Linked DNA regions of Mus musculus: region 1 is linked to region 2. The links are chromatin loops, found by intact Hi-C in ENCODE. Cell type or tissue: heart. All regions are shown on one strand.

Region 1 (8,000 bases), 310 kb after region 2:
TGTCACGGTGTCAAGACTGGATATTCCTGATGGAAAAAGGGCCCTCACAAGAGTGATTTAGTTGAGCGAGGTCCAGGTCATTGGGTAGGACCTACCTAATCCTAAGTGGCAGAGTCTCTACAAGGAAGGGACTAGAGCAGCTGGGGATGGGGATGGGGGATGGGGGATAGGAAGTGGGGGATGGGAGTGGGAGATAGGGGTGGGAAGTGGGGGATGGGAGTGGGGGATGGGGGTAGGAAGTGGGGGATGGGAGTGAGAGATAAGGGTGGAAAGTGGGAGATGGGAGAGGAGGATAGAGGTGGGAAGTGGGGGATGGGAGTGGAGGATGGAGGTGGGAAGTGGAGGTGGGGGTAGGAAGTGGTGGATTGGAGTGGGGGATGGGAGTGGGGGAGAGGGTTGGAAGAAGTACCTCAAGTTGGAGGCAGCCTCTGAAGGATCAGCTCTGTGAACATTGTACTGTGGTGTCTGGCTTTCCCAGTATGACCCTGTCAGGGCAGGGATACACAGTGCTCTCCTGTGTCAGAAAAAAAAAAAAAAAAGAAGTGTTTGTCAGTCACAGGACTCAACAAAGATGCTGGGAGAGCAAAAAAGGGCAATAAAGGCCTGAAGTCTAGGAAGTGTATTTTCACTGCCATATAAGCCCCTGGCACTGTGTCCTGTGCTGTCCCAGCCTCCCCAGCTACTGAGGGAGGCTGTCACCCCAGCATCGAAGATTTACTCACTTGATGGTGACAAGAGGATTCTTGGTTTGTCCCTGGCTAGATCTCATGGGATCCCAGGGCTATCCCAGGAGGAGGTGTGTTTCCAGGATGCTGAGTCATTGGTCCAAGGCCGTCTCAAACATGTACCCTCGACTGCTGAGCTATATGCTAAGCACTAGGTCTCTCTGGGACCTTTGTCCTGTGCCTTCCTCTTTTCCCAGTGTCTGCCCCCATATACCTTGTTCAGGAAGAAGAGAGGGACGGATTCTGCAAAAGTGTGCTCATCAACTGCTTCCCCAGGATCTGCTGGCCCTAGATACTGGGGCATCAGAGCCTGTAGAGTCGAGTAGACATCCCAGAGACAGAGAGCCAAGAAATCACACAAAGCCCATGGGACTTGGAGAAGCAGAGCCTCCAGGAACCAGACTTGGATCTTCAAAAATGACCAATGGTCCTGAGTTCAAAGTCCTAGAGACAGAAACCTGGGAGGATGCATGGATGCAGGGCTGGGAGTCCCTGCCACGCTGGACCTTCCCGGTTGTTGTGGTGGGCTAGCAGCTAGGTTCTAGGTTAGGTCACAGGAGGAAAATGAAAGCAGGCTGGGGGCAGGGGTGGCATGGGTGCCTCCTGACTCTGCACTTGTCCATAAGGAGGCTCATAGCTTCCCCTCCCGCCACCAAGGATGCACAAGTCCAGCATCAGCATCACGCTGCCTCTTCGTCACCTAGAGTCCAAAGAGTCCCAGCTACATTGGTAACGTTTATCGAGATTGGCCTGCAGGTCTGGACACCTGCCACTTCCAAACCACTTCACAGCTTTACAAGGTGAGCACAGATGGTCCTCTGCGGAGGACAGCCTGCTGTATGACTTTCCAACCTCACAGGGACATGGGGATGCTTTCTCTTCCACAAGATATTCAACACTCCATTGTAAAGCAGGCTTCCTAGTTGACAGCTACGCCCAGCTTTGACGGATGTCAGAGCTCTCCAATCAGGTTAGGCTGGGCGGAGCTGTAGGGGGCCTCTATGGAGGGGCACACACACACACACACACACATTAATGAGATTTTCACGAAGGATGAGGAGGCCATTATTAAGACAAGCCTCTGTCCTTAGTGGAGGGGTATCCACATAGTTGCTGTACCCAGCATAAAAATGAGAAAATTGAGATCTGAGGGTGAGGGAATTTGCCCAGGGATTCACAGCCATCCTTGGGGCATAACAACCTGAAACGATACTGTCACATTGGGCTGAAAATCTTCGATCCAGTTTCTGATGGGGTCCTGCAGGGCATCCAGGACAGGAAGACATGCACAGTGGGGACCTCACCTCAACACTCAGATGAACACAGGGATGCTTGTTTATAATTCCATACCAGTCCTGAGCCAAGTCATCAAAGATGAGGGAAAACATATTTCAATCAAAAGGACACACTGGGCTGGCAAGCAGACTCGGGCAGTGGAGGTCCTGCAGCTAACCCTGAAGACCTGGGTTTCATGTCCAGAAAAGGAAATCAACACAGTGGATGTAGAGGAAACACAATAATCTGAATACCACACATGTACCATTGCACACACACTTGCACACACACATGTGCACACACACACATCTGGACACACACCCACACACCCACACACACATACACCCCTGCACATACCTATATACACACACACACCACACATACCTGCACATACCTACACACACAAACATAAACAAACAAACAAACAAACAAACAAACAAACAGATGTAAAGAATTAGGACTTCAGGGCTGAAGAGATGGCTCAGAGGTTAAGAGAACTGACTGACTGCTCTTCTGAAGGTCCTGAGTTCAAATCCCAGCAACCACATGGTGGCTCACAGCCATCCAAAATGAGATCTGGCGCCCTCTTCTAGTGTGTCTGAAGACAGCTACAGTGTACTTACATATTTACAATATTAAATAAATCTTTGGGCCTGAGTGAGCGGGGCCCGGAGCAAGCAGGACTGGAGGGAGCAGAAGTCCTGAAATCAATTCCCAGCAACCACATGATGGCTCACAACCATCTCTACAGCTACAGTGTACTCATATACATTAAATAAATAAATAAATCTTTAAAAAATGGGACTTCAAATAATCCTTGAGTGTTTAAAAAATAAAATAAGATGGCACATTGAACCTCTATTATGTACCATTGAGTAGGATATTTTCAGGGGCAAATGAAAGTATAAATTAAAAAAAAAAAACCTTCATTTTTGTTTGTTTGTTTGTTTGTTTAAAGAAATCTACGTTTTATGGCTACCTCGTCGTGTATGATTTAAAAGAGAGGGAGGACAATGCCCAGGTTTTCCACGCCCTACCCCAGGCTGAAGAGGTTGGGAAGCTGAGAGCTTGCTGAGTTTGGGCGGTGGACTCCTGAGGGCCCCTGGCATGCAGGAGGCTCCCCCATGGCTATCAGTCACGGCTCTAGAGAGTAGGCTCATGAGGGACCACAGCAGACAGGCCGGCCACTCCCGGGACGGAAGCTTCTGTGTTCTGCTTTGAAGCTACAGCAACTGAGGGTTGGTGTTTCTCAGCTGACCTTGGACTCTGGCTGGGGAGTCTCCCTCAGAGTCAGTGGAGCTAAAGAATGTGGGCGTGGAGAGCGAGGGCTGAGCCTGGGCTGCGGGAACGGGATACTCCTGGATGGAGGATCTCACTGGCTCTCCAGAGCAGCAGAGCGCCTCCTGGTGGTCAGGGCAGCAGCCTGCGTCAAAGCCAAGGCATCACTCAGGGTTCACATAGAGTGGCCTCCGGGGACAGGTATCAACTGCTCTAAGTTGTTATCCTTTCTTCCCGCTGATGTGATTGGAGACTGGTTAGGATGCGTTAGAAGGGCAGTGTCCCGGAACACAAGAACCTGTCTGGGTGTCTCTGAGAGACTTAAGAACGAGGTGCTTCTCGTATGGGTATTAATCCTCATCTTTTGCTTACAGCAGCGAAGTCAATATCTAAACGCATCAATAAGGACGCCAAAGGCACATTGATAACTTTCTTTCTCCATCTTTGGAAGTCGCGAGACTCTCCCGAGCACTTATAAAATTGCGTGTCACTTTCCTAAGCTTAAAATGATTTGGAGCAGAAACCCGTTGCCTCGTTTGTCTCCCCAGCCAGTCAATAAATCTGACAGACGTCCCTGAGTTATAGCTGGAGTGTTGGATCTTCAGAGTACAAGCTGCTTGCTACGTTCCTAAGAAGGAACACATGTGTCTCCCGGAAGGCCAGGGTAGGAGAGCTTCTCTTGTGGGATCGTGGTCACGTGTGAGCCTCATTCTCTCTGTCATAAAGTTCGATGATGAGGTTGTAAAAGAAGTGGGTGGAGAACGCTTTTTGCAAGAGCCAACAGCCAGCGAGAGGAAGCGCTTGAGAGCTGGGAGTCGCTCCCCGAGGAGGAGTGTGGAATTGATGAAGACACTTGAAGATGCTGGGGGCAGGTAATTGCTAAACAAGTCCGTTCCCATAACCAGCGTTGGCGCTGGGGAGAAAAGGGAAGCTGCATGACCTCAAGTAGCCTACCCAAGAGGCCTGAGTGCTTTGGAGACCGTCTTCCTTCTCAAGCTTGTGAGTGTACTCTGGGGATCAAAGTGAAGCGTCTATGTAAGCCTTCCCGGTGCAAAATCCTGGCTGGAGTGTATTCAGGGCACTGAATGAATGGCTGCTGCTGGAATCTGGTGTTCTGTGCTGACATCCCAGGACAGGTTGGGGTGTGAATAAGACACAGGATGATGGAGGCTGTGTTAGGAGCTTTGCATTGTTGTGACAAAATGCCTGAGGCTGTCAGCTTCTAGGAGGAAGGGATACCTGGACTCACGGTTTCATAGACCTCACTCTGTTGCTTGGATCTGACGTTTTGGGAGCCAGAGCGTCCTGGCCAGAGCATGTGCAGAGGATTGTGGAGACTGAGAGGCCAAGCTAGAGACAGGAAAAATTGGAGCCCAAATTTTCCTTCAAGGGCAGACTCCTAGTGACCTTCCTTCCTTCCTTCCTTCCTTCCTTCCTTCCTTCCTTCCTTCCTTTCTTTCTTTCTTTCTTTCTTTCTTTCTTTCTTTCTTTCTTTCTTTCTTTCTTTCTTTCTTTCTTTCTTTCTTCCCAACACCCCTAAAATGTCACCCCTGCTGGACAGTGAACAGGCTGGTGACAGAACCATCAACACAGGACATTGTAGGGACATTTAATATGCAAGTTAGAGCAGAGACATAGGACATCTGCTGGAGGGTGAGCTTGAAGTAGATCTAGAAAGGAGTATTCTGGAAATGCTTCGTCTGAAGGCACATAAGGATCGCTCCAGCAACACTTGGTGCTAGCAAAAAAATAAAAAATATGTTGGATGACCATCCATGGAGAATGCATGTATAGTGAGGTGACCACACTGTGGATAACTATGCAGCCATAGAAAAGGATGAACCACAGACACAGATCTACATGGGACAAAAGTAAAAGGCTTGGAAGGCAGAGGCAGAGGCAGAGGCAGAGGCAGAGGCAGAGGCAGAGGCAGAGGCAGAGGCAGAGGCAGAGGCAGAGGCAGAGGCAGAGGCAGAGGCAGAGGCAGAGGCAGAGGCAGAGGCAGAGGGAAGCTGCGACTGCAGGAAACATGGCTGTGCTGGTAAGCTTTAACCGTGAGCGTGACACAGTCTAGGATGGCCTGGGAAGAGAGTCTCAGTGAGGGATTATTTACATCAGGTTAGTCTGTGGGTACATCAACGTGGTGTGGCTAATTGCCAGGAGGAATGTGGTTACCTTAATTAAGTTAATTTGTGTGGGAAGACCCAGTCCACCACGGGTAGAACCATTCCCTAGGCAGAGGCGTCTGAACTGTATGACTGGAGACATAGAGCTGAGCAGAAGCAACCATGCATACCTGTATTCATTTATCTCTGTTCTGGGCTGTGGAAGTTATGCAACCAGCTGTCTGGGGCCTTCATTGCTATGAGTTTCCTGTATTGGTAGATTCTAACCTGGAATTGTGAGCTGAGATAAATTCCCTTCTCCTCGAAGTTTCTTTTTGTCAGGGTGTTTTATCACAGCAACAGAGAATGAGCTGTAATGGTGGCTTTGACTCTGAGAAAACAGAGAGAAACATGATGGCTTATTGTGGTGGCCCTGGAGAGGTGGTGACAGCTGGGGAGGCCATACAGACGGTTTCTTAGGCTTCCAGACATACTGAGATTGTTTGTATATCATCAGCCCAGGGAGTGGCACTATCAGGCAGTGTGGCCCTGTTGGAATAGGTTTGCCACTGTGGGTGTGGGCTTTAAGACCCTCGCCTTAGCTACCTAGAAGCCAGTATTCTGCTAGCAGCTTTCAGATGAAGATGTAGAACTCTCAGCTCCTCCTGTGCCATGCCTGCCTGGATGCTGCCATGTTCCTGCCTTGATGATAATGGAGTGAACCTCTGAACTTGTAAGCCAGCCCCAATTAAATGTTGTTTTGTTTTCTTTTTTAAAATAAGAGTTGCTTTGGTCATGGTATCTGTTCACAGCAGTAAAACCCTAACTGAGACACACATTTAGTAGTACTTTGAAGCAGAGTGAGGCAGAGCAAGTTCAGGGCAGTCATTCATGTGTGTGGGAGCTGAGGAAGGAGTGTGTCCAGCTAAGGGCACCTGTGGATGGTCACACCTTGGTATCCAGGAGCCACTGTTAATATTATTGCCATATCATGCTTGCTGAATGCAATCGCCATGATATGGGATAGTTCACAATTAAAAATGGCAGCAACTGCGATGGATGTAAACCACTACCTACTGGTGCTAGCAGTAAGAAGAACTTGGAAACAGGACTGTGTGAATTTGTTGGACCTCAGACCAAGGAGCCAAACATTAGAAAACTCGTTACAGTTGACAATGAATATTAAAAATCCATTTGCAGTTTCAAATGAGAAAACAAACAACAGCAGACTGTGAAGCCTAGAAAGGAAGCCGGCGTGTGTGGCTCCCTGGGTAGCAAGCAGGTGTTTACTCCCACACTGAGGGAACCGCAGGATGCTGTAGGAGCTGAGGGAAATCCTAGTGAACACAGCCGTTGCCTGCTGTGTGGGGCGTGGGCATACATGTGTGCGGGTGTGTTTGTGCGCAGCATGTGTGGAGTGGTATGGTAGTTTGTATATGTAGTTTATGTATGGTAACATGTGAGTATGTGTGTGTGTATATGTATGTATGTATGTTTGTATGTATGTTTGTATGTATGTATGTATGTATGTATGTATGTATGTATGTATGTGTGAATATGAAGGCCAGAGGTGAGTCTTGGGTGTGGCTACTCAGGAGTCACCCACCTTATTTTGTAAGGCAGGATCTCTCACAGTGACCTAGATTTCAGGTCCCGTCAGGCAACATTGTCTGGCCATAGAACCCTACGGATTTGCTTGTTTCTACCTAACGGGTGCTGGGATTGCACGTGTGTATTGCCACACCTAGATTCTCCCTCGGGTTCTGGAGACTGAATTCAGAGCCTCACATATGCAGCAAGTGCTTTGCTGACCGAGTTATCTCCCTGGGTCCAGCACCTTGTAAGGTAAGGGGAAGTGGAGTTGCCCGTGTCCACCACCCTGCTTAACAGAGCATTGCATCTGTAGGGCTTTCTAGCCATAGACACATGTCACTCACAGTTCCCACGCCTGGAGATCTGAGGTCAAGGGGCCATCGGGCCAGCAGACAGGGTGCCAGGCAAGGGGCCATTCCTCCTAGAGGCCTCCTGACAACTACACCTTTATGTAATGGAAGGGACTGTGAATAGAAGGCACCAACTTCATTCTTGTAGCTACCAAAGGTCTCTCAGACTCTCACCCAAAGACTCCTCATGCTGAGGGCTGGGTCTAACATATGGGTCTCAGAGACTAACACGTTCAGGGCCTTGCCAAGGTCTCACTTGCTAACATCCCAATTCTTCAGTACTTATCTGAAAGCCAACATAAAGGTCCTGAAGACTAGAAGAGTGTCTCATGGGTGAGATGGACCCTGTGGACTGACCCCCGTTTCTGCACTTAGAACCTCTACACTGTAAAGCGCAAACAGGGTGGGACAGTGCAGAGCCTGAAATCCCTGCATCTCTTGAGATTGCTTTTGGAGATGCCCCCCGGCTCTTGTATGTTGTGAGCAAGTAGATGACAGTCTCTTCAGATCCCAGACCCCCTCTGGACTGAAGAAGGGGGTGTCTATAAATATAATTTGATAAAAGCTGTCAACTTTTAATCAAAACAGGTGTTGCAGCTCTGCAGGGCCTTCGTTTCTGCGTCCCTGGGACTCGTTCCAACTTCATAATGTTGTCAACTCCAAAATGAATTACC
Region 2 (8,000 bases):
GCTGGCGTCATCACTGTCATGTGATCTGCCTCAGCCAATGAGATGTGAACAAAAGAGCTCTTACTCCTTCCCAGACAGCATTGTGGGCTCTGCAGGTGCTCAATGACAATCAGGTCCTAGCCTAGGTCTTAAATGATGAACACCACATAGAGCAAGGCTGTGTTGACCATTGACACCCACGGCTGTGAGCAGGAACTCAAGCCTGGCTGAGTCCTGCACTCTGGGGTTCTCCTTCTCCTCTTCCTCCTCCTCCTTCTCCTCCTCCTCCTCCTCCTCCATCATCATCTATATCAGTCTGAGATGACCGATGTGGTTTATGAACTGACTCAAGGGAGACATGGGTAGAGCAAACTCAAAGCTGGAGTCTCCTGCTGCTGCCTCTAGCCTGCAGTCGGGAGCCTTGGAGCCTTGCAGCTGCAGCCTGATCTGATCCTCAACCTGTGGCCTGCTTCTTGATGGTCTTGTCTCCATACTTCAGGCTGCATAAACCTGTGGAGTTCGTGTTCTGCTTCCCAGTTAGTGGGGATGCCAAGATGAGAAGCTGGACCCTGTGATGTCTCTTGCCAAGCCTTCTATGCTCTGATCGAGTACAGTCAGGTGTCTTGTTCCTCATGCCCTTGGCTACTGTCCCTTGCCAGCTTAGTGGCCTGGATAAAGCCTGTCTTGAGACCCCAGTGAAGGCCTGCATGCCTTCCAGGTCTCTCTCTAAGGCTCAGAACATTCTGGAAAATTGGGGAGGAAGAGGACTTTCCTTTTATTTCTATCCCCCCCCCCATGGTCTCTCTGTCCTAATTATTTGTGGTGTTACCCCACCCCACCCCTGCTGGCCTGCTGTAGTCTCTTGCTTCCTGTCCATTCCCTCCTGTTTTACACAGATGCCATGGGCACCTGGAAGCTTGGTAGAGTAGACAGAATTGCTCACAGGGCAGAAGACTGAGGAACTCGTGGCAGTGGAGAAAAATAAATCTTCCCCAAGGGGCTGCCCCAGCTCTCCAGACGTGGGTCCCAGCCTGCATCTGCCCATCCTAGGAATCTCTCTCATCTCCCCAGTTTCAGGCTCCTGCCCCTCCCAGCCTTGTGGTGCCAGGGAAATACTCTCCAACTGTGCCACTTTGCAAACAGATGGGTCCTCTTTTCTGTCATTGTTTCCCGTCTAAATAGAGAAGACAAAGCTGCTGCCCAGAGCTCTACAATGAGGGCCATATCCTGCTGGGACAGCACACACAGCCCTCTCTCCTCCTGTGGCAGGACTCAGAGCACTGGGGCACTATCTTCTGCTCAGCACAAGTCAAGGGAGCCCCCTTCCCCATTTCTGCACGGCACACTGTCAGACAGGGTAGTAGAGGCTCTACACTTCCTTTGTTGGCCCAGAGCTGCAAGATGCTGGTCCTGTGAGACATTTTGCTGGTGGGAGTGTCTGTCATCTTAGATCCCACCTCTGACAGGCTAGACCAACTCCTGCCTGAGCTCAGCAGCAAGCAGCCTCAATTGGAGACAGCTCGGGTGACAGGAAACATTCCAAAAGCCCCCAATACTGAAACTCTCTGAGAAGGTCTGAGAAAGCAAGGTGACTTTTGGGGGAGCCAGTACAAGGCTGGGGAGCGGGGGGGGGGGGGGTGAAGACACCTGTGTGAACACTTTACGGAAACTTATAATGATTTTAATCAGCATTTTTTCCTTCCATTTAAAACCCCAAACTTAGCTACTTAATCAAATGTCATGCTTAAGACACATTTACCTCCTCGGGAGAAAAATGAACAATGGCAGCTCAATTTGGCTTTGGATGGGTTTTAAAAATAGTCAAGTCTGGGAAGGCCATTAGGTAAATGGCCTCAGAGAGCTTCAAGGAGGACCTCCCGCGGGCCTGCGGCTCCTTTGTTGAGAAACTGGAAGAGAGAGGGCTGAGCAGAGCAGCCTGTGGTGGTACTTGGCGGCTCCAGGCCAGGATGTCTGCCAGGCAGAGGAGGAGCTGCCAGAAGCTACAAGAAGACCTGCCCTTTGCACAGAGAGTCCCAGTAAGGGGTCCTGTCTGTGCATACAGAGGCTGTCAGGTGTATGCATGTGTGTGGGAGCATGCAAATGTATGTTTGCTCATCTGCATATGCCTCTGTGTGTGCAACTGTGGGCACATGTGTATGTATGTGCATCTGTGTGTCCTCAAGTGTTTGCTTTCATGTATGGACGTGTGTGTGTGTGTGTGTGTGTGTGTATGTCTCGGCGTATTAGGTGGAGTGGCACATACCCTCCTCGACTACTCCCAGCTAGCTCCGAAGGAGAGAAAAATAAATCAGATAGCTGCGTGATATCCTTGAGTTCTAGGGAACAGGTCACACACAGCGAGATGAAAGTTTTATTGTTTTTCCATCTGTAAAATAATGTTTTTTTTTTTTAATCAAGAGATAAAGAAAAACAAAGAAGTAACACAGAAGGGCTTGCCTTGGGGAGGCTTGGACATGAATTACCCTTGGGGAAGTAGAGTTGTGTGCTGAGGTCCCAGCTTCTCAGAGGTTCAACTTCTAACACGTCCTGATGGGGGCCAAGAGTCTCCTCCCCTGCCTAATGGAGAGGCCCTATGTATGTTACTGTTGTTTTATTTTCCTAGAGACTACTGTCTTTTCTTGTTCCCATCCTTGCATGCAGAAAATGTTACTATCCACTGTCTTCTTGGACAAGCCCCTTCCCGTCAGAATAGTATCCATCAGGCCAAGAAACACGAGCAAGAGAATTTGATCTTGGCTTAGTTAACTCTCACCGGAAGTTGAACATTTTTCTCGAGTCATAACTGTGGGTGGCGGGCTGATGGCTAGGTGGTACCTGTGACATCAAACAGAAGCCAGAGGCATTTTGTAGGCAAATGAAGTTGCAAAAGTCCCAGGGTGCATCTGGCTGTCAGTTATAACCAGGATATGTCAGTTACTTATCTAATGTATCAACAAGAACATACAGTTTTAAAAATTATTTTTATTTTATGTGCATTGGTGTTTGGCCTGTATGTGTCTGTGTGAGGGTGTCAGATCCCATGTGGATGCTGAGAATTGAACCCCGGTCATCTGGAAGAACAGGCAGTGCTCTGAACCTCTGAGCCAACTCACCAGCCCCCAAGAGCATACATTATTAAGTCATACATTGACTTCATTAATCTTTTTCTGGGCGTTTGCTGGGGATTGAACCTGGGGCCTTATCCAGGCTAAACACAGGCTCTTCCTCCAGCTGTATCCCAATCCTGTTAGAGTTATCTTTGAGAATACATTTCAGTAACATCTCAGACTGAACGGGATTTGCCACCTTCCCAAAGGGCAGTGGGTCTCCTAAGCCTGTGAAAAGGTCTGTAGAAGAAAGCAGGTCAGAACCCCCACCTCCAGTCACCTGGCTGCCCAGGCTAAGTCTCCCTAAGGACTCTACAGGCTGCTGGAAGGCCCTCTTTTTGCAGCACCCCAGCTTTTCCCGCTAGGTGGCAGCAGTGCAGGCATCTCCTTCCTGGTTGGCAACTGGGTCCAGCTTGCTCCGTCCGCTAGGACTTCCCTGCCTCCTTACTTTGTAAGATCATCTCCCTCCAACCCCCAGGACCAGGGCTCTGCGGGAAGAGGACCCAGAAGTGACCAGGCATTCAAAGCGCTGAGTCACCTGGGTGTCTCTCTGGACGACAGACTGGCACACAGCTAGTCGCAGCTGCACGTGCGCTGGGCCAACTCATTTAGTCCTAATTAAAACCTCCTGAGGGAAAGCACCGGAAACGGGTCTTGTAAGATGAGAAAGCCAAGAGTCGGAGAGGTTGCGTAATAGACATAGGACCCCAAGACAGTAGCACCCCATACCTAACTTCAGTCTCTTGCAACCATGCTACCTTGCTCCCAGATACTTTCTTTAGGGCCTGAGAGGGAAAACAGAACCATGTTGTCCTGTCCAGCCTGGGTGGGGAGAATCTCTGGCTGCCAAAAACCTTGGACTGGAGGCTCAGGGAAAAGGACCTGCCTGGGTGCACAGTGAATCCCAGGAAGACTGGCTCCTCCCCCCCCCCCAGCAACCCTCCCAGGGAGGCCTCACCCTCTCTCTCCTGAGGGGGGCAACTGCTGGGCTGAAGTCACTTGCTTGCAGCACCCTGGCAAGTCCCCAGTTGCCTCTCTTTACCTTCCCGGCTCTGACTCTAAAGTCCAAGCAGGAAGACCGCAGACTGAAGCTCATTTCTAAGGCCCCTGGCTTTGCATTTCTTCCCCACTATGTGTGGAGCTGAGAGCTGGCTTTTGTTCCTACAGTTCCTCAGGGACTAGGCAGCTAAGGCCTCCGTGGGATCCTCTGCCTTTATGTCACTCCTTTCAGTGAAAGGGGACCACAGAAAGCCTGTCTTTCACTAACCGGACATGCAGACACAACTAACCAGGTAGGCACCAGGGAGTGCTGGGTGGGAGAGTGGGCAAGATGTCTGGGAGTGCCAGGTTCAGAACTCCCTGGCTCTGCGAAGACAGCAGATGCCATAAAACCAAGAAGGAGGGGGAACTGCGCTGGAGACTGAATAACCGGGCAGAAGCATGCTCCAACCAAAGGCTGAAACTTCATCTGCCTGGAGAGAGGCCAGGCCCAGGCAGTGGGGAGACTCCCCAGGAGGACCCTCCCCAGCCTCTCGCATCGCCTGCGCCGTGCAGCTCCGCAGGAGGAAACTTTTCGCACAGCCTCAGCTCCCCAGTCCCATGAGAACCTCCTCTCCCCAAATCAGCCCTCTGCGTTCAATGGGCGTACTTAGAACAGGGTCCGAACCTCTTAACTGCTTCGCATGCCATCTGGTTACCGTGGCAACACCATCCGGCGGCGCCGGGCGGTCCAATCGGAGCCTGCGGCCTCTTTCGAGCCTTTCCCAAGGTGGAGACCCGGACGCGGCCAGGGATGGGGAAGGGGTGGGCCCGGTTCTTCTCTCTGGCGCCGCCCAGGCCACTCAGAGCCCAGGTCGCCAGTCCAGCTCCAGCGAGGTGGGCTGGCAAGCTAAGCCGACCGGCCGGGTTGGGGGCTCCGACTCCAGGTTGAGGGGCGGGGAAGGAGGGTGACGTGAGCCGGGCCCGGCGGGCGGAGTTGGGACCCGTTCGCGGAGGCGGGGGCAAGCGCTTCTGGAGGCAGACGCGCAGAGGGAGGCGGCCGAGCGGCGCGGGCGGCTCTGCGGAGGGCGCGGTGGGCGCGGGCGGCGGGGCCCGGGATCCCCGCGCGCCTCCTCCGCGCGGCGGCGCCGCCGCGCGTCCCCACGCCCCGCGCTCCACGCTTCTTCGCCCCGCGCCTCCCCTGCCCGCCTTCTGGCAGTCTCCGGGCCGCGGCTGTCTGCAGAGCGAGCGCTTAGACGGAGCTCTCCAGCAACTTGATCGGTGTCAGAACCTGGGACAGAGGCCCCTCGACCCGGCGGCGCGTGGAGGCGACCCGCGTGGGCCAGAGGGGCGATCTTCTCAACCCCCGGGCAACACCGATCACAGCCTCGCAGCTCCGGCTGCAGGCTAGATCCTCGCACGGCTTGCGGAGCCGCCCGCTTCGCTACTCGTCGCCCCGGAGGACGAAGCCCCGCTCCTCGGACCCTCGCGGCCGGCGACAGACCCGGAGTGCGCCCGCCTCGCTGCCGCCCGCGCCGTGTGGCCTGCGGTGGGGGCCCCGCGCCCCGAGAGCCGGCGGGAGGATGTGCGTCCCCGCGGGCCGGCCCGCCTGAGCCATGCGCCCCCTCGGCGGCGGCGCGCCGGCCGGCATGGAGCCCCGCGCGGCCGCGCTCTGACTCGCTGTGCGCCCCGCGGCCGGCGGGCGGCGGGCGGCGGGTGGCGGCGGCGGCCCGAAGCCGAAGAGCGGCGCCACGGGACCGGAGCGAGCGGGCGCGGGCGCCGCGCAGATGGCTGGGGCAAGCAAGGTCTGAGGCTGGGTTCCCTGAAACGTGACCATGTGGATCCAACAGCTTTTAGGACTCAGGTGAGCGACCCGGCTGGAGGCAGGGTGCATGGGGGGGTGGTGCGTGGGCGCTAGGCTGGGCTGCTGCTCACTGTTGCAAACCGAGGCACGGCTTCTCGCCTCCCCGAGGCGGCCCGCGTGGTGCACCCGAAGCCACGGAGCGCGGCCGCCTGCTGGTCCCTGAGGCCGGACAGAGAGAGGCAGGGAGCGGCCGTTCTCCTACGCTCCGCGAGTCGAGTGGGGTCGAGGTAGGGGCGCTTGCCCCAGTAACCTGGCAGCGGGGCTGGCCGGCGCGCCCGCTGCCCAGGGCGCCAGCAGCGCAGTGTCCTGGCCGGCGGCCCCGGCGCGGCTCCTCTCCGGAGCCCGGCGCGAGTTGCGGGCCATTGGGCGCGGTGGACTCGGGGGCCGGGGCTGACGCTGGATCTGCCAGGGAGAGCCACCGGCCCTCCCAGTTCTCGAGCAGCTTTGCCGTGGAGTTGGAGAAGCCCAGAACCCTACAGCCGCTCCGTCAGCCCTTCTCTCCGTTCCTAGGGCCCCTGGGCCCCTGAACTGAAGTGTAGTAGGAGCACAGCTGCCGACCCAGCTGCTTTGGGGTGACCTCCGGGCAGAAGGTCGCACGCAGCTGGCAGACAGCTGGGTCTGGAGAGCTTTTGGATTCTGGGGAAGCGACAACAGGCAACTGCCTCTAAGCACCTCTCACAGGCACACAGGGCTTGTCTGTGTCCGGGACCTTCCGGGCCAGTAGGAACTCAAGCCCAGTGCGGTTATGGGGCGGACCAGAAAGACCCTTCTCTGCAAACTTTGCCCACCTACCGAGTCGCTCAAGCTTCTCTGGATCCTGCCTTGGGGTCCCCAGAACGCAGTTGCCCCCTTTACAGAGCACAGTGTCTACTACCCTTGCCTTCATGTAAGGGGGTCTCTGGCCAGAGCTGCTGCGCCTGGGTCGGGATTTGGGACCCAGGTTGAACATCACAAATGGAAGCTGAGAAAGGCTGCTTGCGCTTCTAGTGTTTGTCCACTGGGATGCACTGCGCTCCCGTGTTGAGGATACAAGGGGTCGGTGGCTGCTGGAGCAGACTGCCTCAGTCACCCACCCCCACCAGCATGAAGCTGGGGAGAAAGTGGGGCCAAAGGAGGGAGGAACATGCGCGCGACCTGATTTTGAGAAGTCTGAAGGAGACTGGCATGAGAGTGTTTTCTAGCTGTCCTTGATTTGCGAGTGGTTCTGGCGCCCAGGAATACATGCTGGTCAGCATCATCTAGGGAAGACTGTCACGTCATTACTGGCATCCCCTTTCCTGGTGGCTGGGTTTGTTTGCGCTGTGGACTTTAAGAGGTTAATAATCGGGCCGATCTGCGATCTGCTCTGTGTGGGGCACCGGCTGGGCCTGAATCTTTCAGTGGGCTGTGCTAAGATTTAGGTTCCCGCAATTCTGGGGTGTGGACCAAACTAACCAAGGACATCTTTTCTGACATGAGCCTGATCTAGATGCCCTGTCTGTCTGTCTGTCTGTCTGTCTGTCTGTCTCCCCTTCTGCTTCCGACTGTCCCAGGGCTCAGCTAGATCCCAAGGCTTCCAGAGCAACCCAGTGGGATTCCTTCCCTGCCCAGAGGCAGCTTGAGCTCCTAGATGCAGCAGTCTGGCACTTGCTTGCCAGTGGCAACTTACCTGCACAAGTTGTTAGGTTGAAAGGGCAGTGCATTTTGATAATAGGGAGAGAACAAATGCCAGGCAGAGAAACCTCCTTTGGGGCTCAAAATTCACAGTTACCACAGAACAAGAATAACTGTGCAGGGACATGGCCAGACTTCCAGACATGGCTCTGTTACTGATTTTGAAGTTTGGCCTTTTAGGATCCCTCCCTGCCAGATGCTAGTGTGCGTGATCTTCTACACATATACCCCAGAGGAAGGGCGGCTACTCTCTGCAGTTCTAATAGGAAAGCTAGCCCTGTGTTTGTATCAGAGGATCGAGACGGCTTTGTTTCCTCTGGACGGGGCACACGGAGCCCAAGCCTAGGAGTTACACTTCTCCCTTGTAGCTCTTCATCCTTGCTTGCTAACTGCTCCCCACTGCACTATGGATGAGCACT

The links. Hi-C counts contacts between places; a loop is a spot of excess contacts. Peaks named below come from ENCODE experiments on the same cell type or tissue, not always from the same donor. Only the 100,000 strongest peaks of a DNase experiment are listed, where the experiment ranks them.
Region 1: a loop joins it to region 2, with 13 times the contacts of the local background. A loop is called at or near these places in 16 of 42 quality-filtered maps.

What each region holds. Positions count from the first base shown.
Region 1 is chr4:153,171,216-153,179,215 of GRCm38, reverse strand. No RefSeq gene overlaps it. Among named protein-coding and RNA genes, the nearest start is that of Gm31055, 10 kb to the right of the region's middle. In heart, a CTCF peak has its summit at 3,405 (motif pointing left); no DNase peak of the experiment used is centred here; H3K27ac peaks cover 200 bases.
Region 2 is chr4:153,480,057-153,488,056 of GRCm38, reverse strand. Ajap1 (adherens junction associated protein 1) reads left to right here and starts at 5,227. Exons shown (of 6, transcript NM_001099299.1): 1 at 5,227-5,928. The coding sequence starts at 5,900. In heart, CTCF peaks have their summits at 3,452 (motif pointing right) and 6,922; no DNase peak of the experiment used is centred here; H3K4me3 peaks cover 2,494 bases; H3K27ac peaks cover 207 bases; H3K27me3 peaks cover 7,870 bases.